Linked DNA regions of Homo sapiens: all the other regions are linked to region 2. A link is a loop called in an ENCODE intact Hi-C map of the cell type or tissue named here. Cell type or tissue: dorsolateral prefrontal cortex. All regions are shown on one strand. Each heading gives the region's core, and the rest is flanking DNA. Links, peaks and the distances in the headings are about the cores only.

The links. Hi-C counts contacts between places; a loop is a spot of excess contacts. Peaks named below come from ENCODE experiments on the same cell type or tissue, not always from the same donor. Only the 100,000 strongest peaks of a DNase experiment are listed, where the experiment ranks them.
Region 1: it touches region 2 in a loop (2.4-fold over the local background); 2 of 110 quality-filtered maps call a loop at or near these places.
Region 3: a loop joins it to region 2, with 5 times the contacts of the local background. A loop is called at or near these places in 11 of 110 quality-filtered maps.

The regions. Positions count from the first base shown.
Region 1 is chr9:125,884,849-125,895,404 of GRCh38, reverse strand. All of the region lies in intron 2 of PBX3 (PBX homeobox 3), which reads right to left. Among named protein-coding and RNA genes, the nearest start is that of PBX3, 140 kb to the right of the region's middle. RefSeq lists a silencer at 5,454-5,673. In dorsolateral prefrontal cortex, for the core only: no CTCF peak of the experiment used is centred there; DNase peaks (open chromatin) are centred at 5,404, 5,674 and 6,124; H3K4me3 peaks cover 1,568 bases; H3K27ac peaks cover 2,048 bases.
Region 2 is chr9:126,395,908-126,400,907 of GRCh38, reverse strand. The region is part of intron 6 of MVB12B (multivesicular body subunit 12B); the gene reads right to left. Among named protein-coding and RNA genes, the nearest start is that of NRON, 12 kb to the left of the region's middle. RefSeq lists a silencer at 2,280-2,339. In dorsolateral prefrontal cortex, for the core only: CTCF peaks have their summits at 2,035 and 2,234 (motif pointing right); DNase peaks (open chromatin) are centred at 1,487 and 2,227; H3K27ac peaks cover 5,000 bases.
Region 3 is chr9:126,221,218-126,231,773 of GRCh38, reverse strand. It overlaps LOC105376275 (a long non-coding RNA gene), which reads left to right. Exons shown (of 3, transcript XR_930357.1): 2 at 4,835-5,009; 3 at 5,541-5,685. Among named protein-coding and RNA genes, the nearest start is that of MVB12B, 100 kb to the left of the region's middle. RefSeq lists a silencer at 2,614-2,693. In dorsolateral prefrontal cortex, for the core only: CTCF peaks have their summits at 2,519 and 2,719 (motif pointing right); DNase peaks (open chromatin) are centred at 2,733 and 4,119.

The DNA of each region.
Region 1 (10,556 bases), core at 2,840-7,839, 510 kb after region 2:
CACCAATACTTCAAAATTTGTATATCAATTGTGTGCTACTTACACATCTGAATTCTGTAAACTGTATACATAAACAGTATGTGAAAATAGGTTTCTCTATCATGTGTACATTCTTAAATAACATAGTATTAATTAGCTTACAGGTATGTCTTATCACACATACATGCAGGCTACTGCACATTTTATCATTTATATCCTTAAGCCAGTTAACACAAATCTGTAAGCCCCAAAGGTCACAATGCTGTGCCAAATCTAGGTGGATGTATAAACACAAACTTCTTAAGTTCTAACACAATTAAATCTTAGAGAATCAAAATTTTCTCTGAATTATATGATGAATCCCAACCCAGTGACTTTTTTGAGGAGACTGACACCTACCCAAAATCACGACCCATTCTGCCTGTTTAAATGAGAATATTCCTCAGTCTGAAAAATTATTTATAGAGATTTTTTACTACCCTTGTATACTGCAATGTTATTTCCTTTCCCACACACTAGCAAAGTCCATTTTCACAACTGCTATAAAGCGGCATGTTCACAGCTAGTAAAACAACTCAATAAATAGCCTCACGAAGCTATAGCTGTCTCATATCCTTTCCTCAATAAAAACAGAGGTGAACTGCTTATTTTCAGCAGCACACTATAAGAAGACAGAAGCATTATGACTGCTCATACATTCTGACTATCATTTGCCACAAGCTATATCTGTCAGCATTAAATAAAGCTGCATTATAAATGTAAACAAAACACCCACATCTACAAAATGAGCTGTCCGCCATGGCTGTAGGCATGAATTGAACCCACTTATTGACTCAGGTTGCTCTTTTTATTTATTCTTCTACAAAGACATGCATTTACTTTACCCTACAAGCACACTAGGTTTCAGAAAAGCAACTAGTCTTGTGCTAGAGCAAAAAAAACAGGCACATGTTAACAAATGCATATCTTAATAGGAATAACATTATGTGGGCAAACAGAGACCAACTGTTAAAAAATGGATTTATTTTAAAAGGTTATCCTAGATCAAAACATTAAATCATAAATCTATGGACTCAGTTCTCTAAGTATATATTTATAAACTACAACAAAGTAATTTACTGTCGAAAACAACAGAACTTTATTTTCAAATATTTAATGGAAGTGAGTATTTAATGAATGCTGCTCACACAGTTGTCCCACCTTCTATGGCTTGGGTATTCACTGACAAAGTAAATAAGTGAATATTCAGGATATCCAATCATGCAGGGTATAAAATTAATTCAAGCTGCCAACAAAAAATAGTTTCTGTAAAAAATATACTATTTACAAAATGCCTTTTGTACTTTTTCAAGTGTTTTATGCTTTGTGCAACTATATGTAGCCATGGTGATATATAATAGAAACAGGTAACAAAAACTGTGAGCTTAAAAACATTTTGCCAGCTTTACTTTTTTTTTTTAATCTGAGGAGTTAATAGATCACTCTGAACCTACTGCAGTAAGTTTGTATCTCACTTAGAATGTTTTGAAAAAGTAAGGAGGAGGCCCTTTCTCTTTATTATTGTTCTATGATAAGCCATAATGCTAGGGAAGTGCACATCTGAAATACAGATACACTGGATTCCTAAGCGTGAATGTTCTAACAGGTGTGCTGCACATCAAGATTTTCATCTATTTTCAGGCTTATTCTGAAAAGGACCATCAACATGCCAAATCATGACAAATGAAGGTATGTTTTGAAGACATTCATTACAGACAGAGCCAGAGTATACATATAAGCCACCAATGCACATGCATTACAATAAAAATGAAATACAGCATTCTTTCAAACAATCACATGGGGCTCTTCTGTGTATTTGATCAAATAATTTCTCAATTAGTTTTCTCCACTAAACACTGATTGCTTTGGCCTCGTGTAGCCTGGGCAGCCAGAAGCCACTGGATAGATTTCCAGATGACAGAAGATCTGAAGATATGCACAGCCCAGTAGTACTCCAAAGAGTTTAGCCTTTATTCATCACCTGTTGAGCAACTCAAGAACCCCTAAGAAGTCTGAAAGTTTATACCTTTGTCTCTAAGTGCAAAAGAGTCCACAGATTAAAGTCTCGATTTTAAAAGCAAGAAGTAAAATGCAACAGTTAAAATATTAACATATACTGTCACAACTTATTCTTATGTAGGACATCATTCCCTATGAAAGGGAAAGCATAAATGTTCTTTGCTTCTCACTATTGGTATAGACTGATATTAATTATTACTGCTTTTCCTCTCTAAAATAAGCTTGTTAACAAGAACTACAGGATTGCTTACAGCTGCTATCCATTGGGTAGGTTGCACCATTGTTTATGATGTTTACAGAAAAAAGGGAAATCAGTACAAAGAAATAGTATGGAGTAATTAATGTATTGTAGTGTAGTAATTTCCACTTTCTACCTCCATTTAAATAAAATAAAGCTCTGTAATGCTAGCGTAAATCAGGGGGAGCCACAGGGGAGCACAGCGAGGCAAAGACATTAAAGCCAAACCAAAGCCCTTCTTCACCCAAGCTACTATTATTATTACTTGTGCAAAGCAAATATTCAGCCTCCAAACCTAAATCATTTCAATTCCTATTTCCAAGTATAATTTAATCTCTTTCAGCGACACTTGATGCTTACTTCATCACAGCATAATGACAGATTAAAAAGTTGTTGAATTAAATATTAAAGAGGACTTCAGGCAGTTCTGCATTTTTAAGGAATAACACAGATTGGGGATGAAATGAGAAGCCCAAATGCATATTTTATACCAAAAGGAAAGAATACATATATTTTTCCTTCAGGCCACCTACTTTGTAATAAAACACAGGGCAGGTTTTATTTAGTGCATAAAAATGTGAAATAGTATCATAAGCTTCATATCACTATAATCTGGCACCATACAGTGATGTCAAAGCTAATGATACCATGTAAGAATATGATTTTTTTGGTGGGTATCTTATTTAAATATTTTTAAAATAAATATATTCATAATTTATCACTTCTGCTTTCTGATTTTAAAAATTAACTTATTTTGGAAATTTATCTCAGAGATAAAAATCTCACAGATGATAGCATCAAAAGCAAACCATTATGTAAATGATATTACGATACAAACTGTTCTGAATGGGTAGAAAAAAAGTTGAGCCATAGTTGTAAATACAGTTCCAATTAAAATGCTGATTGAGGCCAGGAGTGGTGGCTCATGCCTCTAATCCCAGCACTTTGGGAGGCCTTGGTGGGCAAATCACTTGAAGTCAGGAGTTGGAGATCAGCCTGACCAACATAGTGAAACCTCATCTCTACTAAAAAAAATACAAAAATTAGCCGGGCATGGTGGTAAGTGCCTGTAATCCCAGCTACTCGGGAGGCCGGGGCAGGAGAATTGCTTGAATCTGGGAGACAGAGGTTGCAGTGAGCCGAGATCACGCCAATGCATCCAGCCTTGGGGACAGAGTGAGACTCCGTCTCAAAAAAATTAATAAAATAAAATAAAATGCTGATTGAACAGGTAGGCCTAATTTCGGAAGCTCCCTTTACATACGGGTAAAATTAAAGATGAAATGCACATAATAGTAGTCCCTTAACTCTTAAATAGAATAGAAACAGAGTCAAAATACAAAATTCTGGGACTACATACTTAGGATATGTACAGATAATGATACATAGATACACATGGTTAAAATTCCAAGGGCTCATGGTTAAATGGCTAAATTTGGTATATGTTTTTAACTTTGTCATTTTTAAAGAATAGAGATGTTTTTCCTAAGGCTTAAAAGAAAACAAACTTTTGAATTTTTCTTTCATTGTGAGTTCAAGCAACGTAGTAGGAGAAAAAATTAACTCTATAAACATTTTATTCTATTTGTGTAACATCACATTGCAATCTTTTGTACATCCATACATTTTTACACAATGGCTGTAAGTACCTAAGTACTTTCCTCTCTGCTTTTTCATTTCATTTTCCTGTTACCAATACTGTCCATTTGACTGAACCTCACGGAACTGCCATTTTCTAAGTCACAAATGGTCAGATATCAACTTCTAATGATTTGGCATTCATTTTAGATAGTTGCATCTTTATATATTTCACTTGAGAAAATAAACGGTTATCTATAATAATAAATTGTAAGTACTTAAAAGTGACTTCTAAAATATGTATTATATGGGAAAGATCAATGTTTTCCTTATAGGCCAAGGAAGCAAATGTCATTTGTTTTTGAAAATAGTTCATTTTTGGAACCAGTGCATAGTACAAACGTCAGAAAAGAGTAAACATTTTTAAAGTAATACATGTTATCTATTTCATACATAGAAAGAAAGAAAAAGATAAAGGTACTAGACTGGTTTCTTCAGAAATTATGACTTTGGCTAGGACAGAGCTAAATGTTATCATGGTTGGCAACTACACATGGCCTTGAAAGGATGGCCTAGTTCCTTTTGGAAAAATTTTCAGTGTGATTGCTCCTGGCCAAATTTGACAGGATTTACTCATTAAATGCTGTGCACACAATCCTTTATTTTAAAGAAAAGCACAAAATATTACCATGGAACTGTTTTGTTAATCTAAAAAGGGGCAAGGCTTCTTTTTTTAATCTTTTCAAATCTCAGTGCTCTGTTGTTCTGCTGGCTCTGATATTTGGCTAGTCATTCCTTGCAAACATACAATTCTACTCCCACACAATTAGATGCATACACTACATTGTAGAAATACTGCACAATAATCTTTGCTGATATTCTTTAAAAGTATAAAAAGAATAGAGAAAGCACATTTATCCTCCCCACCATCCCCAATATTTCTTGACTAGAGCCAAGTCACTGGGGGTGGGATGGGGGAAGGCAGTGGTGACAACAGCAATCTTTCTATGGTGTCCGTATTTAAATCCTGGAAAGAGCAATAATTTTGGTTTTCTGGAATGTTTTCCAACCAGTAATAATGAGGTAATAATTTCCCATCACCTAGGACATAGTAGGTACTCAAAAAATGTTTGTACATTTAAATTCCCTGTGGAATTCCCTTTGGAATTCAGTCTCCCGTTGAAAAACACAACCATTAAGTTAGGATACTTCAGAGCCAATTACCGTGGGAAAACCTCCCAGATGATGTTTCATACTTATGGTGAAGGCTTAGTTATTTTTTTCTCAACCACCATTGTTTTGAAGCTGGTTGGGAATTTTTTCCTATCTGTTGAAAATGTTCACATGGTGGTTATGCAGTCCTCCTCTGAGAAACCGGAGTCGGCAGCAGCCCAGATGTTTGAAATCAAGAAAATGCATCCTCTACCATCGCCAGGCCTCAAATCAAGTTTCTGGTTTGGATTGGAAAAGCACTAACTTTGGGACCACGGAGAGGTTCTGACTTGCAGTGGGTGCTGACCCCAGGGCACAAGGTCGGCGGGCAACGCGCGTTCTCTCGGCCGCAGCCGGCTAAGGTCAGCTGCTACAGCGGGGCGCAGCCGGGGCCGCCGGCGCGGGGGACCGCTCAGGGCGCTCTGCCCCGCGGCTTTCGGGGCGCGCCGGGCAGCGCGAGCGCGGGCGGGCGTCGGGCGCGCCCATTGTTCTCGCAGCGCGGAGCCGCGGAGCGGCGGACGGCGATCCGGCTCCCCCTCCCGCGTTCGCGCCGGGAGGCCCCGCGGCCCGGCCCCGCTCCCCGCCGCGGCGCGCCCCCGCCCTGCTGGCTGACAGCGAATTCTCACCGCCCTGACTGCATAATTAATGTAAATGGAGCAGCCTCCGTGTCATGTGCGGGCTCTTTGGGTTTACTTTTGTGCGACACTTACACAGGAATATTAACTAGAGAAAGCAGCATCACAACAGGGGTGGAAAATCAGCCTGTCAGGGACTCATTGCAAATGCCACTGAGAGCGGAGCGGCTTCAAGATTGTTTCATCAAGGTGACTGAGAACAAAAACTACTGAGGAAAGAAAATTCGAGCTTAAACCGAGCTCCCATACATCCATTATTTATCGTTCTAGATCCTTTAGGAACGAGATTTCTAACACATCTTTATGCAGAACTCGGGACCGGAGGAAAGGGGCGAGGCCGCTGCGTGTGTGCACTGCCAAGCGAGCCGTGGCTCGGCCCGTGCGTGTGCAAGCGCCCCTGCTCCCCACGTGTGCAGACGCCCTTCAACAGCCCACAGCCAGAGAGGGAAAGGCCCGGACCAGGAGACAGCTCTCCACGGGTCAGTGAGTTATTCCAAGAAACCACGGGGATGTGGGCGAACCCACACTTAACTGAAATTAAGGCCTACGTTCCTGGGGATGCTAAGAGCCTTGCAATAAGGTGTCTGGTGTATAGGGCTGTTATCCACTTCCAAATTACGTTAAGGCCATTTTATTGTAATACGTGGTCACTGACTTTTCCCTTTCATAACCTGCTGTGGGTGAGAATACCTAAAAGTCAAAAGAGTAAATTCCCAAAGCATATTTTACACCCAAAAATGTACATTTTTGGAAAAACATTTTCACTTCATACTCATAATCATCCAGAATATTCCATATTGGATGTGTCCTCTTTTCCAAAGGAGCTGAAAAGGTGACTTCCCAAATCTGAATGCAGCCTGACCTAAATTAGCACCCAATCCTGCTTACACTTTCCAGTCCAGACTACTATATTGGCCTGCCATAAAAATTATTTTAAAAATTAAGAATTTATATCTCAAATATAAACAGTTACTAGAATTCATTTAGACTGAAACAGGGCATTATAAATTTATGAACAAATTAATTACCAGTTTCATTAATGCTGTTTTTATAATGAGTAAGTAATCAAGTCCAAAACTTTACTAAGTTTGTACCCAATCTAGGAGAGGAAATACATTAGAAAACAAACGGCCAAAAAAAAAAAAAGAAATATCAAATCGTATCCCTCCCAAAAAAATGCCATCAAGTGAGAGCATCTGTTTCTGGTAAAGCATGTATGCCGCCTCTCCTCTCCTACAGCAGAGTGACTTAATCCTGAATGTTCTCAAGGAATTCCTCCATACAAAGGGTCAATTGTATGCTACAGAATAACCTTACACGTATTTGTCTACTAAATGATTGAGAGCTAAATCCATCTGCATGTCTTTACTGGCTTAATTAAATATAGGTACAATAACTGAAAATAATTCAGTACACTACACGACAGAAGAGATCAAAATGGACATGCCGATCAAAAGGTTTACTTTAGACAGGAAGCAGCCCGTCAGACCATTATTACAAATTAAAGGTATTATATTCAAGTCATTTTTAATCTCTTAAAAATGAATAACCCACATTAAATCATTTTTCTCCACAGAGGTAACATTTCTTTTACGTCTAAATGCACATATTCCTCACCATGCTTCAGTTCTTTTACTAGTAGTAGAAGTCTATCTATTACACTTATCATGTAAGTCAACATTCACACCAAGTTTGGATTCCTCTCTCTTTACATGATATAACTGATTCATCACACATTTGCACTTAAGAAATGAGAATTCACAAGCTGATTATGCACAGTAATCTATCTCCTGAATCTCATTTTACTGCAGTAAAATTCTTATTGGCATTTTGTAGTTAATAACTTCTATATTAACAAATGCTGCTTTATGTCCAGACACTATGCTTGATAAACATGAGATAAATTTACCCTTACTTTCTAATAACAACTAAATTAGCTTTCTAATTCTGGAACTTTTTACTTTTAAGAACTTAAAATCTCATGTATATCAATTTTACTGTTTTTAAAAAGATACCAAATTTAGGATCAATACACAAAAAACAAAAATACACAGAAAAGTCCCTTGAGATACTGATGTGAAACCTGCAGCTCACTGATTCTGTTCTTGATAATATGTTGTTAAACTGGCAAACATGCTGACCTTGTGTGCAAAGGCAGAATTGTGCATACGCAACATAAAGTTAAAAAACAGCTTCAAAATGTCTGTTTAAAACTGTAGGCTACAAAACCTTAAAATACAGTCAGCATTCCATAGTTTATTTTAAATTGGCAACCACAATTTAACAAGCTATTCTAACAAATGATTAGCATAGCGTGTGCTTTTCTTTAGCCATCAATTATGACACAGGGTAATGCAGGGCACAACTTAAGTGTCAAATTACAATATGCTATACAAAACCACTTTGCAACACAGCTTTCTGTTTGCTTAGCAATTACTACAGAGCACACTGCTTTTCATGAAAGGAATTGGTCAGAACTGTTTATAAGAATTGCCACAAATGTTTATATATTTATATTATAAAGAATTAGTTGACAATTTCATAAAATTTCTCTTCAACAATTTAATAAAATGGCTGGGTTATTTATCTTGTGTTGGTTGAAAGCTGTGCATACAACCAAAATGGTCTGGGTTGTCTTCTTCTTAAAATGAGATTCTTCCATGATATGTGACAAAAGTAGAATAGTATTTTTCCAAGACCAAAGTATGAAAAGCCTTTTTACTAATTTGTCCACCAAAAAAATTAAAAACTTTTATTATATGAACTGCTGTATAGTGAAAATCTAAATTAGTGAAGTCTATAATCATTCTGAAGACAGAGTAATGTCTCTTTAAAATCTTCAATAAGGCAAACATGGATTTAAATGCAAAATAAAAAAATTTTTCAGAAATGTTGTTCAAGTTGTAATTTTCACACAGCAGTCACTATCTCAATACTTGATCTATCAGTGGTAAAAATGAATAAAGGTTATCTGTCTTAATTGTAGGACCATCCATTAATTCATAAAACTCTTATGTGAATAAATACTTAATGAGAAAAGGGAAAAAATACACAAAACAGTTTTTATGCTGGTTTTTTCCGTTCTGCTGCTGTCCTTTCTCCTGCATTTGCCTAAAGGCTCTCAGTAAATTACACTCCCAGTAAATGACTGTAATTTACCCGTTGAATTCCCTTGTTCAGGAAAAGCACAAAAACACATTCCAGCATTTCCACAGCTCAAATTTACCATTCGGGATGTCAAGAACAATCCATGGGCAGTAATTTGAAACTGTTTGAACCTTCAAATGAGGGAAATTAGAAATGTTTTGAGAACTAAGATTTTCAGTGAGGAGATAAAAACCTGATAAAAATCTCTTAACTGTTGTGTTCCTTTCTTCCCCCTCCCATATCAGAGGCAGAGGCCTATATAAACTATTCCACAGTGGGTTTTGAGACAGTGCTATAGAATATAGCATTAACAAAATAAGTCAAATTTACATTTTCTAGAATAGTTTTTAATGATAATATACACTACATTAATGTCACACTTAATATTAAAAACATAGATCCTGCTATACACTTTTTAATCACAACTGTTTCCCCATGCACTATCTACCCATCACTCAAAATAACTTCCTCCAGTACAACTTACATGAGCAAAGTTGCAAAGACTCAGGGCCCCAGGGATACCTAGCAGTCACTATTAACATTATTTTTATAAACAAGAACAAAGACTTTCTGTTTAGTTACATTTCAATACAGAGAAATCCCATGTACAAAGAAATGTAAACATTTACATGGGCCAAACCTAAATGGTATCATTTAATATTTTAATATTTAACACAGGCCAACATATAGAATAAACCAGCACAATCCCCAATGTAAACACTTATTGCTGTAAAACTAACACACACACACACACACACATCCCCTACAGTTAAGAACGTTCAATAACCAAAACAGCCTATTTCACTCTGTCTAAAGGCAGGTTTTCATATGGCAAAATGGTTATAAATCCTCATTATCCTAAATAAAATTACAGCACTTTAAACATTTCCAGGGAGAACATTCTCTCTTCTAAACAACTACCTTCGCGAGTAATAGGAAGCAATATGGTTGCACTTGTGTCACAGTTGGAAGCCTTTTTAAACTGTCGCCCTGCTAGCAAACTGATTCTACATATTAAAATGAATGTGTTGCTTATTTCAAGGGGAAAAATCATTTATAAAATCAAGACCATTATTAGGATATTGTGACTTACTTCCTCTTTAAAGTGAACCAGAAGTACAGACGGGAATAATCTATATATGTACATATAACTTCACTCTCTACCAATTTGGTCTTACAAGAAAAGATATTCTTGAAAAAAGAGGCTTTGCATATTTAGCATTTAATAACCTAAATAGCCTATTGCCCTAAATATTTATGATCACAAACCATAAAGGAAAGAAAAACTAAATTTCCTTTCTAGGACAAAAGGTGAAGTCATTACAAATATCTCCAACTATATGACAGACCTTTATAAAAACAATACTATGTATGTATTTTTATCTACTTTATCTGACAAATGCATCCTTTTCCCAAGAGTTGTGCTGGTATCAAGGAGCACCCTACTTATTATAATAGCTGTATGACTGTAACAGATTCATAATCTGGGTTACTTTAACAGTTGACCTAAGCTGAATTTGTGTGCCCAACTTCTTGTTGTGCCCTGAAGTTCAAAGAGAAAAATGAATGATAAACATTATCATTCAATGGGCAAATGAAGATATTTCTCATGCTCAAATTTGTAATTAATTATGAAAATACATTGAAAGTCATAATGATACTTCTCTCTACATGCTTTTATCTAGGTATACAATAGCCATATGATGTTT
Region 2 (5,000 bases), core at 1-5,000:
GACAGACTCTGAAAGGGACAGAATACCACCCATCGTCAGCTCATGCCTGCCTACCCTGGACGGAGACACGGTGTCCGCATCACCAAGGGAGGGCCCCGGACGTTGTGGGAGGCCCCTCTGAGCCTTCCCTCTCAGGGAGGCTGCACAGCAGCAACTCTCCACTATCCATACCTCCTCCTCTGACCTCGGCACTGGTGAGTGGAGGAAGGCAATGGCTGCAAGTCAGATACAGAAGCAGCATCGACGACGGCTTGAGGACCTCTGAAACCAAGGCCCACTGCTCTGTGCCCTCCCTGCCCACTGCAGGGCCCTGAAGTTCTCTGGACAAGGTGTCTGTGACCCTAACACGTAGTTCTGCCGAACCTGAATTTCTGTAGGTGGGGAGAGGGAATATGACAAGTTCCTTAAATACGGCTTAAGAAACACTGATTGCTCTAGTTCTCCTGCAGTCTGAAGGATCCAAATGCCGTCTGACCACCCCTAGCATCTGGGAGCGCATCACCCCTCAGGTCAGCTTCTTGATGCCACAGAATTTTCACCTTGGGGAAGCTGTCTTTACTGATTTTTTTAAAGTGTTAAGCCTAAATCTATCTCCTTGTAACTTCAGTCCACCTGACCTAATTCTGCCTTCTGGAGCCCCCAGCCATCTCTCCACCCCTCCATCCCCACCTGGAAACACTTCTACTTTCTCTCCTGCCATTGACCCTTAAGACATCTGCAGCAGGCTGGCCTGTCTCTACTCAGCTCCAAACTGGATTCCTCAAACTTGACACTGGATTTGGGTAACCTCTGCCTGGTGGTGTGAGGCAGTGCACACGCCCCAGGAGCAGGACTCCACTCAGGGCCTCCCGCTGTGCACACCAGGCTGTACTCCACACACCCACGCTCCGACCCCCGCCATTTCACACACTTAGCTGCTAAGCCAGGCCTCAGTTTGGCTCCTGTGTGATGGATTTTTGAACCTCGGGGGCCCTCTCCGCCTGCGCCCATCGCCTCCCATGGCTCCAGCAGGTTGTTCTGGCTGTAGAGGAGATGCAGAGTATTGATTCTATCATTCAGCACGTCAGCTCACCCTAATGACTCTGCATCATCTGCAAATTTGATAAGCATGCCTCTGATGTCTTTATCAAGCCATGGTTCTGCTGCTTGCTGAGCTAGAGGGCTGCAGCCCACCAGGGGACTCCTCCTGGGTCGACACAGAGCCATTCCCTTATCACACTGGGGACTTCTGGTGCTCCAGCGGTTGTGAGCCCACCTGCCTCCTGGGGCTCTTCCCAACCTCTGTCCCAGCAGCAGCGGAACCTCTTCTTCCCAGCAGAAACAGGTGACGCCCTGCATGTGACAGACGGTGGAGGGGCTGCTCTGATAGAGGCCAGGAAGGTGTTTCCTCTCTTGGCCCCCTGCCCCAGACAGCATCACAGAGCTGAATCAGAAACCCCACCATCTGATCACATGCCCAAGGCTGACTCACAAAGCTGGGCCCAGCCCCAAAGAGGGCCACAGAGATGGGACTGTGCCTCCGTCCCCAGGCCAGCTCTCTCCTGTTGATCGACGTGCATGACATAGGCAGGCAGGGGATGGAGCGCCTGCGGCCAGAGATATGGAGAGGCTCTGGGTCCCAGAAGAAGTGGCTGCCCTTCTTCACTAGAAGACAGTCAAGAGATGTGTGTGGCGATGTCTGTATGTGAGATGAAGCATCACTGTATGAGGGAGAGGAGCTCTGCCAAGCTACCTTCTACCACCTTAGCCACCAACTCACTGGATACAGCCCAGGAGCATCCCTCTCCCTGGGGACCTGCCTGCTCCAAAAGGACAACTCCAAAGCCGGTGACACCACAGCATTTTCTGCAATAACGGAGCTTCTGCGGGAAGCTCCTGCTTCTAGAGGCAGTTCCTGCTTTTGGACAGAGAAGGCAGTGCTGCTAGAACCACGAGGTCCTCAGGTGATGGCCTACAGACGGTGCAAAGATCCACCTTTGTCTGAAGTAAAGCTGGGAATGAACGGCATTCCAAAAAATGGCAGGAAATTCTTTGAAATCTGAGCGATGACACAAGAAATGGAGGCGGAGCACATGGTTTTGGCTTTGGAGAGGAATACAGACTCAAGAAGGCAGCAAGATCTGTGACCCACCGCTTCCTAGGTCCTCCTGGCTGGCCTGGGCCAGGGCTCTGCGGCGAAAGAGCCTGCCACTAGCTCCGGCTCAGAACCGCATTCCCCGCCACCGCCACGGCTGGGCAGTAGAGGGCGCTGCGTCACCGCGCTCCCAGAGGCCCGATCCACGCCACACAAAGACCGCACTGGACGTGGTTCTCAGGTTTATGGTTAAGGCTACCTGAGAAAAGAGTAGCAAGATGCAGACTTGCTATTACACGATATGATATCACCTATGTAAAAAGTACACAAGAAAAAGACTTGAGGGAAATATAACAAAAGGTTATAAGCATCTGCTCGTGGGAAATGGAATTCCTGTTTTTTCATACTTTCTACATTCTGCCAATTTTCTACAAGCCTGGATTACTCTCGCCATAGGAAAAGACCCGCGCAGTGCTCAGGGACCAGGGAGTAGTCTGGAGGGGTTGCCAGGGACGCATTTATGGTGAAACTGAATTCGTGCCTGGATTCAGGTAGGCGCTGGGGAGCTCCTCGGAGGCTCACCACATGCCCTCACCACCACACGGGCTCGAGATGCCCCGGAAGCGCTCACAGAAGAAGACCCAGCACAGGCCCAGCCCAGGAGCCTCTGGGAGGGCTTCCCGGGAGAGAAGTCCTCTGCGCTGAGACCTGTCAAACACACCTCATGTGCAGGGAGCACCGGGAGCAAAGGCGCAGAAGCCAGGGGAGGAGGAGGCTGCCAGCGCACGTTAATGTCTGGGGCTCTGGCTGGGAAAGGGAAGACAGGAAATCCCGGAGCTGGTGTGCAGCCCTGCAGGCCCCACTGAGGGGCCTGCCTTACCCTATAGGCTCCTGGTAGACCCCCAGCACTCGGAGCACAAGCCCCAGCCACTGCTCCCCACCAGAGGGGAGGTGATCAGATTCCTCCTCTGGAGAGTGTAGAGACCTGAAGCCTCAAGGAATAAAACAGCATACTCATCCTTTCCTAGGTCTTCAATGGAAAATTTGAATGAATAATCAACATTTCATTTTAAAATAAATCAAAGATACTGGATAGGAAAACAACACACAAAAAAACCCCACAAAAACCAAAAAACCCTGATGGATGAGGCTTACATAGGTGTGCATCCTACCTGTAAATTACCGCACAGGAGAACTTGGGACAGACAAATGGCTTTTACTTGGAAGCACTAATGAACATTCAATTATCCTGTTGCATATTGGCTGACTTAACTCAGCCAAATTAGAATACATTTTATATTGACTATTTTGACATTTGTTTTATTTGGCAAGTAAAACAAAACTGATCCGATTTCCTTGCAGCCATTGTAAACCATAAACTGTACAGCAGAGGTGATAAAATACATAAGCCTTATAAACATCTGGTTCTGACGCACTACCCTCCAAACCCACCAGGCTGCCGGTGGCTCGGTGTTCTCGGCTGTCTTGCTTCAGGTGCAAGTGACTTTGCTCTCACAGTCACCAGCAGGCTTCTGAGAGCTCTCTCTGCTTTATCTGAGAGAACTGGTGTTCTTTCTTTAACCACAGAAAGTCAAAACCTGCCTGAGGTGGTGCCCATTTCTGGGCCCTTCTAGACCACATGATGTCAGCAGGGAGCAGCTGTAACAACTTCAGGGCAACTGCTCCTGTGGGGGCTTTCCAGCCTCTGCAAGGAGCCCACACTTGAGCTGCTCCAAGTACAAGTGATGGGCCTCAGCACAGGTGATGGAGGACCCCGACACACAGGTGATGGACTTAGCTGACTCCCCAGCACAGGTGACACACCTGATATAGCCTTGAGCACAGGAGACAGTGACCCTCAGCAGTGCCCTCCAGGGCGGAGCTGACAGCGCTCTGGCTCAGAAGTGAGGAACAAGTGCTGATGGGCAGTGCGAACCTCACACTCTTGAACCCAACAGAGACTCAACTGTTCACCCTGCAACTCTGGGAGGCTTATTAGAGATTCCTATCTTTTTATGCCAAATGAAACTGAAAACTACTTCTAAAGTTTCAGGCAATTCCAGGGGTAGTTAAGTTTAAATACCACTCTTGGTTTGTGAAACTGTCATGAGAAGGACCAGATTGTCTTTATAGGGGGATGTCCCAGAGGACAGAGTCCTCAGGGCTTTGGAGCCTCATTACAGCACATTCTTCCAAGTGAGACGGAGGCTTGGCACAGAGGAACAGAGTACAGAGAGCTGGTGGTATGTCCCGGAGGGCAGGCTGTATTGTGGATGGCCCAGGAAGACCTACTGGTGACTCTTCTGTCCGGTTCCTGACAGATTTTGTTCATCTCTATTCACCCACGTGGAAGCTTGGAGATCCATTCTCATTTACGTTATGTCAATCCCTAAGTGTTGCTGCCTCACCGTTCTTGTTTTATTTACTTTTGCAATCCCTTTCTCAAGCTTAATCCATCAGTGCTGTTTGTTCCTTGCCCTTAGTTTACTCCTAGTGATGCACAGGATTTTTATTTGACAGGATTCTTTTTGCAGAAAGTGTAGAGACTGTTACTACCTCTGTTATGACTGAAATCAGTTGCAGAGCAAACAGTTGGCTCACCCAAGTTTCTTTGCGGAGACAATTGTTAAAACTAGCATTTCCTGAAAAACTCCTCACTATTCTCTCATACCCAAACTACCCATTTCTTACTTTATAGCTCATTGGAAAAAGAAATTATATGAAAATGAAGAATATAAGAACTCACCTACCCTCCTGGGTTTCAAATGAGTTGCTGGCCAAGACAGAGAAGGAATTTGACCTTAAGGCCAGTGATCCCAACCCCATGGCTATACAGCACGTGTCTGTGTGTAGCTAGCAGCTCTTTTGAATAGGGAGCCAATTTTAAGTTGCATAATCTGCAATTTTAGAAGCCTGCAGAACACGC
Region 3 (10,556 bases), core at 469-5,468, 170 kb after region 2:
CTGCCAAGTCCCCTTGGTTCCCGTCCCCTGCTTCTGGGGCTCTGTTTAGCGAGTATTCTGGCCTGCTGTGTATGAGAAGCTTGGACTTTTTTTGACCTGAGACTTTGTTTTGTTTTTCAATATGGAAATGGGGGATTTTTTTCTAATTATAAAAATAATTCGTGTTCAGTTTATAAAACCCAGACAGTACAGAAGGTTGATGAAGAAAGTGGAAATCACCTAGATTTAATGACTTTTAGCATTTTGGTTGCTGTCTTTCTGGAATTTGTCCTATGTGTGTACGTATATATATGTTTTTCTTGATTCTGGGACAACACTGACTGGGGGATGCATCACTGATTTAATTACACGGCTCTTTTGGAGAAAAGAACTATGCATTAAACATATCCATTAATTGCAATGCACATCCTGATTTTAGAAATGTTCAAATGTTAAAAAATGTGCATCTTAGAATAAAGAAAATATATGCATGTATTATCTATGTTTTTCAAAATGGAAATCTCTATGAATACTGTTATATGACCTATTTTTTTAAAAATCTGAATAACAAAGTGTAGCCATCTTTCCACATCAATAAAGGAACGCTCTTGCCACCAGTTTTAATAGATACATAATGTTCCACTGGACTGATATATCATAATGCATTTATTCCTCACTGAAGGGCATGAAATCTTTATTATTAGTCTGATGCAAACACCTTTATAGACCCTCGTCCTTGTTTTTCTTGGATAAATTCCTTAAATCAGCACTTCCGGCCAGGAGAGTGGAAGTTCTTTGCCCAGAGTTGACTGTCACCAGCTCACATGCTCCCCAAGGATAGGACCTGCCGCTGAACCACCTGTGGATGCACCCGCGCGGGCCCTGTCACTGAGCCGGGTACAAAATAAGGCTCTGGGAATGATTGACATGTATCGATTTTTTAGTAATAACAAGTCAGGAGACGGATCCTGCATGAATAGTCTGCCGGGAACTGAGATGTGTGATTAACTCAAGTTTCTGAACCTCGGATCAAAAAATTAAAAAGCACAGTTTTGGGAGTCAGGGTGGTCTCAAATCCCAGCACTGCTACTCAGTGTGTGATGTACTGTCCCGAGCCTCAGTTTCCCCATCTCTACAAGATCATGAACGTCCTTGGCAGGCCTGTGTGGCTGGGTGTCTGCCTCAGCTCCTTGCAGTATCTAGGAGGAGAGAAAACCTTGGCAAGGTCCTCCCAGGCACCAATTCCCTAAGAGTGCTTATGCCTGGGGAGACCTTGAGTGTAAATTGAGGAGCATGGGGGCACCTGAGGGCTCCAGGGCCTCTGAGAACAAAAGCGAGAACATCTGTGCCTCCACGAGCTCTGGGCGCCATCTGTGAGCTTGGCCCCGAGTGGCACAGACCACTGGAAGCCCACAGCGAGGGCAGGGGGACAGGTCCTCTGTGCTTTCTAATAATAAGATGATAAGATGAGGAATCACAGCTGCCATTTGCTGAGTACTCCTTATGTGCCAGGCACCTACCAAGTGCTTTATATTCATTTTCTTACTTCATCCTCATTGCAAGGTAGAAATTACAGCCCACTTTACAGAGGACAAAACCTGGACTCAGAGAGCAGCTGGACCAAGATCTTGGCTCTGTGCACTTCTCCCCACTGCCATCTCTCACCTGGATGTGGGTAACAGCTTGTACTCCCCACCCCATCACTCAGTCCTTCTCCACTCTGCAGCCAGAGTGGGCTTTTGAAATCACCAAGCTGAGTATGACATTCCCATGCTTACACTCTTCTTCAGCGAGCCTCTCCCTGGTGCTGTTGGGAGGAAAAAAGTCCCAAGTACTAAATAATCCCAAGCCCTAAACTTTGGATCCTGCCTGGAGCTCCTGGTTCTCCAATCCTTCTGGCTTTACTCACGCCCCTCACCTTTGGTGCTGGGTTCTAAGCACACTGGCTTTCTCTCAGTTTCCACAATATGCTAGTTCTCTCCTGCCTCAGGGCCTTTGCACAGCTCTTCCCACCCTGTGAGCAACTTCATCACTACTCACCCTTTCAAGTTCAGCTTAGAGTCAAGTTCCTCTCAAGGAAGCCTTCCCTGCCATTCCAACCCCAGGTTAAGCCCCACTGCCCTGTTCTGTAACCGTATGACACTTGCCATCATTAGGGTGAATCAAAGGATCTTGCGTGAATACTCTGCCAGTGGTTGACCATTTTAGACCTACACCAATGTCAGTTTTCTATGGTGTAACCTGATAAATATTTGTTGTGTTATCTCTTCAGTGTTGGGCCCCCTGACATTTAGGAGAGGCAACTGTCTGTTGCTCACCATAATTTCAACCTAGCATCATACACCGACACAGATTACAGCCTCGATACTGTGATGGGTGAACTAATGATTACATTGCAGGTCAGGATTAAACCCCAGTCTCTCTGGGAGAGTTTAAACAACTTCGCACCAAGTCTACACTAACATGGGGGCCGCCTGCCTACCACGTGTCACCAGCCATGGGTTGCAAAGACAGGCCATGGTGCCAGCCCTGCTGGATGGACAGCAATGGCACACAGTAGCAGGCTCCAGCTGTCACACAGTCTGACCCAGTTCTCCAGGACTGTGTTCGGTTTCACTGGGAAGTGGCCAAATGGCAGTCCGGCTCAACTAGATGGAGGGACCCAAGATTTGGGGCCAGACCTCCTCCCCACCGGCCGGGTGTTCCAGCCTCATGGCCTGTGCACTGTGCACCTGAGGCCACATGGTGGCAGTGTTGGAACCGACTGGGCTCTGGAGGAGTTGAACGAAGCCTCAGCCTCACTCCGCAAGATGCCCTTAGAGGCCGCGTCGCTGCATGTGCACACTGTGTGCACAAAAGGGTGTGCGCGCAGGATGGGCTGCAAGTGTGCATTGTGTCAGCGTGTGTAGGTGCCTGTGTGTTTGTGTGTGTGGGGGATATCTGGGGTGTATGTGTGCATAGGCCTAAACATGCACTTGTATTTCTGCGTGTGGGTGTGTGTGGGTGCCCTCACGCATCTGTGTTTATCAGTGACTCTATGCAGGTGTCCATGTGTGTGTGTATGTAACTGTCTGCTTTGTAAGAATGCCTTCGGTGCAAAAGTGTTTTCATGCCGCTGGTTTGTGCATGTGAGGTGTGTTTCTGTGTGTGTGTGTGTCCGTCCATTGAACCTCTGGTGCAGTGAAGGGAGAGTCAGTGGTTGAGCGCGTGTGTATATCTGGGTATCAGGATACACTGAGGGCTTGGCCTCCCTCCGCTGGCCTTGCCTCTCCCACCATCATGTGTATGGACAGCTGTTCTGATTCGCTCCCCAGCCCCCAGCCTCGGGCTCCAGCAGGTGTAGATCCCCTTAAGGTGTCCTGCTCCTCCTCCTGTCCTTCCTGCCATGCCTCCACCCCACCAAGCACCAGCTCCTGCAGGTTCAGATCTTTACCCAGATGTACCTGCAGGGCTCCAAGTGTGTGTTGCAGGGCCGGGGGGCAGGGCTGGAAAATCACCTCTTGACCCCCGTGCCGTGGTGGAACCAAAGCCCCACTCTAGCACCTGCCTCTGGTAGTCTTTCGTCTGCCCGCAGGATGAAGCTCTCCTCTCTGGGGAAGGTGCACCCTTATGGCTAGGGGCCCCGGTGGGTCCTAAAAGGGCAGACTTCACTGCTTGGCCAGGTCTCCTGTCCTCAGACTAGAGGACCCTAAAGATGGGGCTCTGTGTCTCCCTCTGCCCTCAGGGTGGAACCATGGCTCAGATTTTATCGCCCAGTCCTAGAGAGAATGTGGGGACCCTGTCCTTCTCCAGGCCCTGCCTCTTGCCCTGTGCTGGCATCTTGCAGCATGGGGTCCAGCACCCTCCCAGCCCGCCCCTCCCCCTGCCAGGCAAGAACCTGGAGTGCCATGTCTGGCCATGTCTGGCCACCCTTCACCCCGTGATTATTAATAATTGGGTATTAGGTGAGAGGCGACTATTGATTCCAGCGCGGGCAGCTCCAGGTCGGGGTAATTTATGGAAACACTGGCGTCCCTGGTGATAAATAATGAGGTGATCACAGAGATGGGTCACTAGTGAGTGGCCTCCATCGGCTGCCCTGTCCACTAACACACAGGCTCGTAAATGGAGGGAGAGATGGAGAGAGACCAGGCCGGCTTGTAAAGACAAAGGACGCGTTGATGATGAGAGGCGCCAGGGATACGGGGAAAGCAGAAGCACGAGTCAGCGGGGTCCACGCGGTGGGGGCTGGTGGGAAAGGGACAGGAAGACACAGAGAGGACAGAAGGACAGACAAGGACACAGAGCAAAAGACAGGGCAGGGGAGGGAGAAGAACAGGGAGGCAGACATAGAGTGACACACAGGGGCAGGGAGAGCTAGACAAAGCCAGAGAGGATGAGCAGCAGGGAGCGGCAGAGCTGGGCAGGGCAGGGACAGTGGTGGGCACACTCAGGGGCAGAGACAAAGGGAGACGGGCCTCGGGAGTGCCGAGTGCCTACTAAGTGCCGGCTCTGCTCTGTGTTCTCATAGCATTGGCTCATGTTATCGTCCTGACAGCCTCGAGGCAGTGATTCAGAGTATGGACTCCGGAGCCAGACTGCCTGGGTTCAAATCCCAGCTCTTCCCCTGGCCCTGGCTGCATTGCCTTAGGCAGGTCACTTCTCCTCCTGGTCTCCAGCTGCCCTCATCTGGAACATGGCGCCAACACGATACCTATGCCAATCATGGTTGTGAGGGTTAAACAGGTCCATGTCTGTGTACTTGGGGATCAGTGCCTGGTACTAGTGGGTGCTATACAAGTGTGTGCTATTGTTTTCCCTGGTTCTAGTCAATTTCCTGCAATTGCATTTGATTTGACTCTCTTCTGTTCCATAGGGTGTCTAGTTTACAACGCATGAGCCAGAGAAAATGAGATGAGGGACGACGGGTGGCTTTGGGGAGACACCCTGCAAGAGGAAAGGTTTGACTTGAGTGTGGAGGTGGAATTCGAGGAAACGGCATATTCCAGATGGTGGGAACAGCTTATGCAACAGCATCACAGAATTTCCAGGTTGCAAGGACCCTCGAAGGCCCAGTGTGTCCAGCAATGCCTGGATTCCCTCTGTAATTTCTCCCCGCAGGGTTCACCCAGTTGGCCATCTCCAGGGATGGGAAACTCACTCATCCTTGCAGAACTCTAACTCCGAGAAGGTCCTTCCTCAGAATCAGCCTTTATGTGCTACCCCCCAGCTCCCTCTACTCCCCCCTCCAATCAGCCCTGCAGAGGTGGGCAGTCAGCAACAGGGAGCTCTTCGCAGCCCCCTCCTGCCCCCAGCATCAGGTGCAGCCCCTCTCGGCTGCTCCCGATGCTTCTCCTTGGTCAGCCAGCCTGGCCCCTCCAGCTTCAGGCAGCTCCTCGGCTGGCTGCTCTCCTGGGCTGCTCTCACAGAGGCAAAACCAGCCACCTGGGCTGTTCACTTCACCCTAGACCCAGTGCTCAAACTCTGCTGCCCAGAGCCCCGGGGTTCTTGGAGAGTGCTGGGGGCTGCCCCAGGGCTGAGGGGGTGACTCCTCTCCCTTCCAACTCTGTGATCTGTTCCAGGTAGAAAAAAACCATGAACCCTGCTAGTCTGTAGGCTGTGGAGGCTGCTGCCCAGATGGGAGGCAGCCTAGAACAGCGGCACATCCTGGGTTGGTGCTCTGGCCCTGCTGCTCATCGACCAGGTGACCATGCACAGGTGCTGCAACCTGCGGGAGCCCCACTTTCGTCCTGTGTCACAGAGCCTGCAAGGAAAGTGCTTAGCAGCAGAGGAAAAGCCCCTTTAGTGGCCCCTCCCTCTCCCCCCACCATGGCCCCTTTTCCCACACACCCTGGGTAGCCTGAGACTCTCTCCTTTCCGTGTCTAGGACTCAAATATGAGAGCCCCTATGGGTCCTGGACACATTGCCTTGACACGACCGGGCTCCTCTCTCCTTGCCTGGGCTCTGGACCCAGCGGAGCTCTCTTGCTCACACTCTGTGGGACCTGCGAAGGTGCCACCTCTACCTTCGTGCACAAGGAAGTGAAATACAGCTGAACAGGATGGAGCCTGGGGCACTCCGTGGAGATCCCACCCCCACCCACCCGTGGACATTGGCTGTAGTCGTGGGGTTATTTGCTTGTGTCTTTGTCCATCCCACATTTCCCCATCTTGCCTGAGCATGTCCTGGGGATCTCACCATGCACTTCACAGGACCCTAGATCCCATCTTACAGCCTCACTTCTCTGACCTGTTGGGCTGGTCACCCTGTGGACAAGGACATGGACCAATCTGATGTGGTCTTTTCTTTTCTTGTTTTTTTGTTTTTTTGTTTTTTTGTTTTTTTTGAGACAGAGTCTTGCTCTGTTGCCCAGGCTAGAGTGCAGTGGCATGATCTTGGCTCACTGCAACATCCACCTCCCGGGTTCAAGTGATTTTCCTGTCTCAGTCTCCCCAATAGCTGGGATTACAGGCAACTGCCACCACGCCCGGCTAATTTTTGTATTTTTAGCAGAGACGGGGTTTTGCCATGTTGGCCAGGCCGGTCTCGAACTCCTGACCTCAAGTCATCCTCCCACCTCGGCCTCCCAAAGTTCTGGGATTACAGGCATGAGCCTGATGTGGCCTTTTCCTAGCAACCCCATTGCTCTCCTGGATTTACCACTTCTTCTTTTTAGATGCTCTTAGAACATCCCTTTATAGTCCATTCTAGATTTTTTTTAGACAAGGTCTTGCTCTGTCACCCAGGCTGGAGTGCAGTGATACAATCTGGGCTCACTGCAGCCTCAACCTTCTGAGCTTAAGCAATCCTCCCATTTCAGCCTTCCAAGTAGCTGGGACTACGGGCATGCACCACCATGCTTGGCTAATTTTTCATTTTTTTTTTGTAGACAAGAAGTCTCGCTATATTGTCCAGGCTCATCTCAAACTACTGGGCTCAAGTGATCCTCCCACCTTGGCCTCCCAAAATGTCGGGATTACAGGCATGAACCACTGCACCTGGCCTCATTCTGGAGTCTTAACTGAGCTAGTGAAACTCATACAATACTATTATTACTGAGCAGGGCAGTTAACTCGTTTTTGCCGTTGTTGTTTTCCCACCTTATGGGTCTCCAAGGACACAGTAGAGGATGGGTGGCTGAGCCAGTGTATGTGTGAGGGTGGGGAAGGAGGTGGAGGGAATTATGTGCGGAATAAGGAGTGGATACTAGCTGTTGGCAGAAAAGCGTTGAACACCAGGTTAACGAGCCTGGGTTTATTTTGTGAGTAGTGGAGACCCACAGAAGCCTTCTGAGGTTATGCTTGAGCAGCTGGAGGATTACCCTGATGGTGGGTGTTAGATGGATGGGATTGGGGGAGTGTGGAGGCAGGAAGACCTGCGAAGGGTCTGGGGAACCAGCCTGGGGGGATGGAGGGAAGGCCAGCATAGCACAGTGGGGAAGGTGGAGAGGAGAGGAAAGGTTTGAAGCCAGTTTGCAGGCAGGCCTAGCTGAATTTGAGTTGACTGCATGGGTTTGGGGTGGGGGAAGGAGAAACCAGATCTGATCGCTGGTTTGGGACCCCATTAATGGAGGAGTGGTGCTGCCACTCCTAAGGGGTGAAGGCAGCTTGGCTGAGGGTCAAGGCCAAGAGGCAGATGGGCAATTCAGTGGTGACTGTGTGGAGTTGGAGGAGCCTGGGAGATATTGTGTTCGGGAGGCCCCTGAACATGACTGATGCTCAGAAGTGTGGTCTGGCCAGAGATAGAGTCAGGGTGGGCAGGCAGGCCTGGGGGTCAGAACCACCAGAGAGAATGGGGTGCCTGGAAGAGCCAGTGTGCCTGCCCAGCATTGCTTCACCCCTGCATGGTGATGCTGGGCCTTCGTGGCTGCTTCTTCCATCAGACTGGGAAGACTGGGAGCTCCTCAGGGCAGAGATCACTGTCTGCACCCAGCCCAGAGCTCCGGTGCCAGCACACAGCCTGGCACCTGGCGAGTGTAGGTCCCTGGGGAAGGCAAGGAGGATGCAGCATGGAGCTAAGGAAGGCACAGAAGGGCAGGAGGAGGAGACCTCCCGGACCAGGTGCAGCCCATCAGAGCCTCTGGGGAGTGGGGGCACAGCAGAAGGCTGTGGTTTTTGGGGAAGCAATGGGAATGGATACCCACTGGCACCCACACGGGCTTCCATCTCACACTGTTCCCTCACCAGCCCTGCAAGGTGGATTCTGTGACTGCTTTCACAGATGAGGGACGGGGCCAGGATTGGAGCCCAGATCTTCAAGGAAAACACATCTTTTGCTAAGGAGAAGAGCATGGACCCAGTTGGACCGCCCCTACTCTGGGCCCTGGCCTTCCCAAAGCCCCCCACCCTTCTGACTCCGAGGTGAACCCTCTGGGTCTCCAGTGCCCCTCCTGGCTTCTTACATAGCATGCTCCTCTCAGGGTCTTGTCCCTTGTCCTCCCAAGGCCACACGGCTGGTGGTGGAGGCAAGGTTCACATCAGGTCTGTGTCGCGAGGCTGCCAGGCCCTGCGCTGCGGCGCCTTCCACAGGACAGAGTTTCCACGCTAACCCCTGGGTGCTCTGCTTAGGGTTCCCGGGCGAGACCTCCCCTGCGCCCCTCCGCTCCCCACCAGCAAGCCCCCTGCGCCGCACTGTGTTCCAGCCCTGGGCCCTCTCACGGACACGGTTGGTTTAAGGGTCTGTCTCCCCGTCCCGGGCCCAGGGGGCTCCTTGAGAGGGAGCGGGGTGGACCCATCTGTATCCTCTGGGCAGGGCCTGGCACAGGGGAGGAACCAGGGCCACGTGAGTTGAAAGAAGGAACCCACAGGGGAGACGGGGGCGAGAGGTGTCCCCCTCCAGGGCCCTGCCGGGCGCGCTGAGCTCCTCCCATCCAGGGTCCGCCCCAGGCTGTGCAGAGCCAGCGGGGTAGGGGGCGGGGGGCTTCGCTCCCGACCTCCAACCACAGGGAGAATAAAAGTTTGTGAAATATTAGTTTAATAAGACATGCGACTACTGTTAAGGATCCGAGCGGTCCTTATTTATTATTCATGCGGCTGCGTGATTTAGGGGCGAGCGGGTCCGCGGAGGCTCGGCTCGGCAGCCTCTCCCCTCGCTGCTTCCCCTTCCTACCGCTCCCCACCTCCTCGCCCCCTACACCTGCCCGCACGCGCAGACGCATCTTCCTGCCCGGCCCTGGGGTCTAGGGTGGGGCTGCGGCCACGCCTCCTACACCCCTTCTGGGCCCTGCGGCGGCACTGGAATCTCCTAATACCAGGAAGAAGGTCCGGGTGCAGAGGCCTCTCCCTAGCTCTGTGGCCAACCCTGATTGGGGGTCCATCTTTTGCTCCATCACTTCCTTCTGTCTTCCTTCCCTCCTCTTTCCCCGGTCGGGAACCTCAGAAAGTAAGGAGAATGGAATCTCAGGTGGGTGCAGTTCAGTGGACAGATTGGGAGAGTTGGGAGGGGAAGGGGCTATGCCTGCCCCAACTTGCCGCGTGACCCTAGGCAGACTCCTTGCCTTCTGTGGCTCTCAGGGACCTCTCTAAAACTAAAGGTTGGAGTGAATCCCCTGAAAGTTCCTCAGCTTTTTAAAGGGGGTTGGGGAGGAAGTAAAATGTCCATATAGTGAAATGTACAGATCTTACCTATACAAGGCTTGAATATTGATCAATGTACACATCCGTGAAATCAACACCCCAATCAGGATACAGAGTTTTCCCTACCCCATTAGCTTTCTTCTTGCGCCCTTGAAGGCAGGAAGCTCCCTCTCATACTCCCAAAGGCAACCACTGCTCTGAGAGCCTTTGCCGTACATTAGTTTTGCTTGTTCTTGAACTTCATATCAATTAAATCATACAGACATGTACTGTTTTTATCCGCAGTCTGTTCATGTTATTGCTGAATAATACTCCACTGTATGACTGTCACAGATCCATTCTTGCCTGCTGATAAGCATGCGGGGTTGTTTCAGTGTTTGGCTATCATGAATAATAATAGCTTCTGTGAATATTTGTATGGGGGTCTTTTTGCCTCTGAGTAAATACTTAGGAGTGAAATTTCTAGCTCACATGATAAGCTTATATTTGGTTCTGAAAGCAACTTTCAAACGATTTTCCAAAAGGTTATATTTAGACTCTCACTGGCTAAGTTAGTTTTCTAGTTGCTCCACATCCATGTCAACACTTGGAATTGTCAGGCTTTTAAATTTTAACCATTCTATTGAGTGTAGTGCTGTCTTATTGTAGTTTTAATTTTCACTTCCCTTATGACTAATATTACTGATTACCTTTTCAGGTAATTATTGACCATTTGTATATTTCCTTTTGTGAAGTGTATATTTTGCTCATTTTTGGAGGGATTGTTCACCTTTTTGTTATTGATTTGTAGGATATATTTTTATATTAAAAAGACAAAGCCAGGTGTGGTGGTGTGCACCTGTAGTCTCAGCTACTCAGGAGGCTGAGGAAGGAGGCTCATTTGAGCCTAGGAGTTTGAGGCTGCAGTGAGCTATGATTGTGCCATTGCACTGCAGCCTGTGAGACAGAGTGAGACCTCTGTCTTAAAAAAAAAAAAAAAAGACAAGTTCTGTGCTAGATATGTGTATTGTGAATATTTTCTC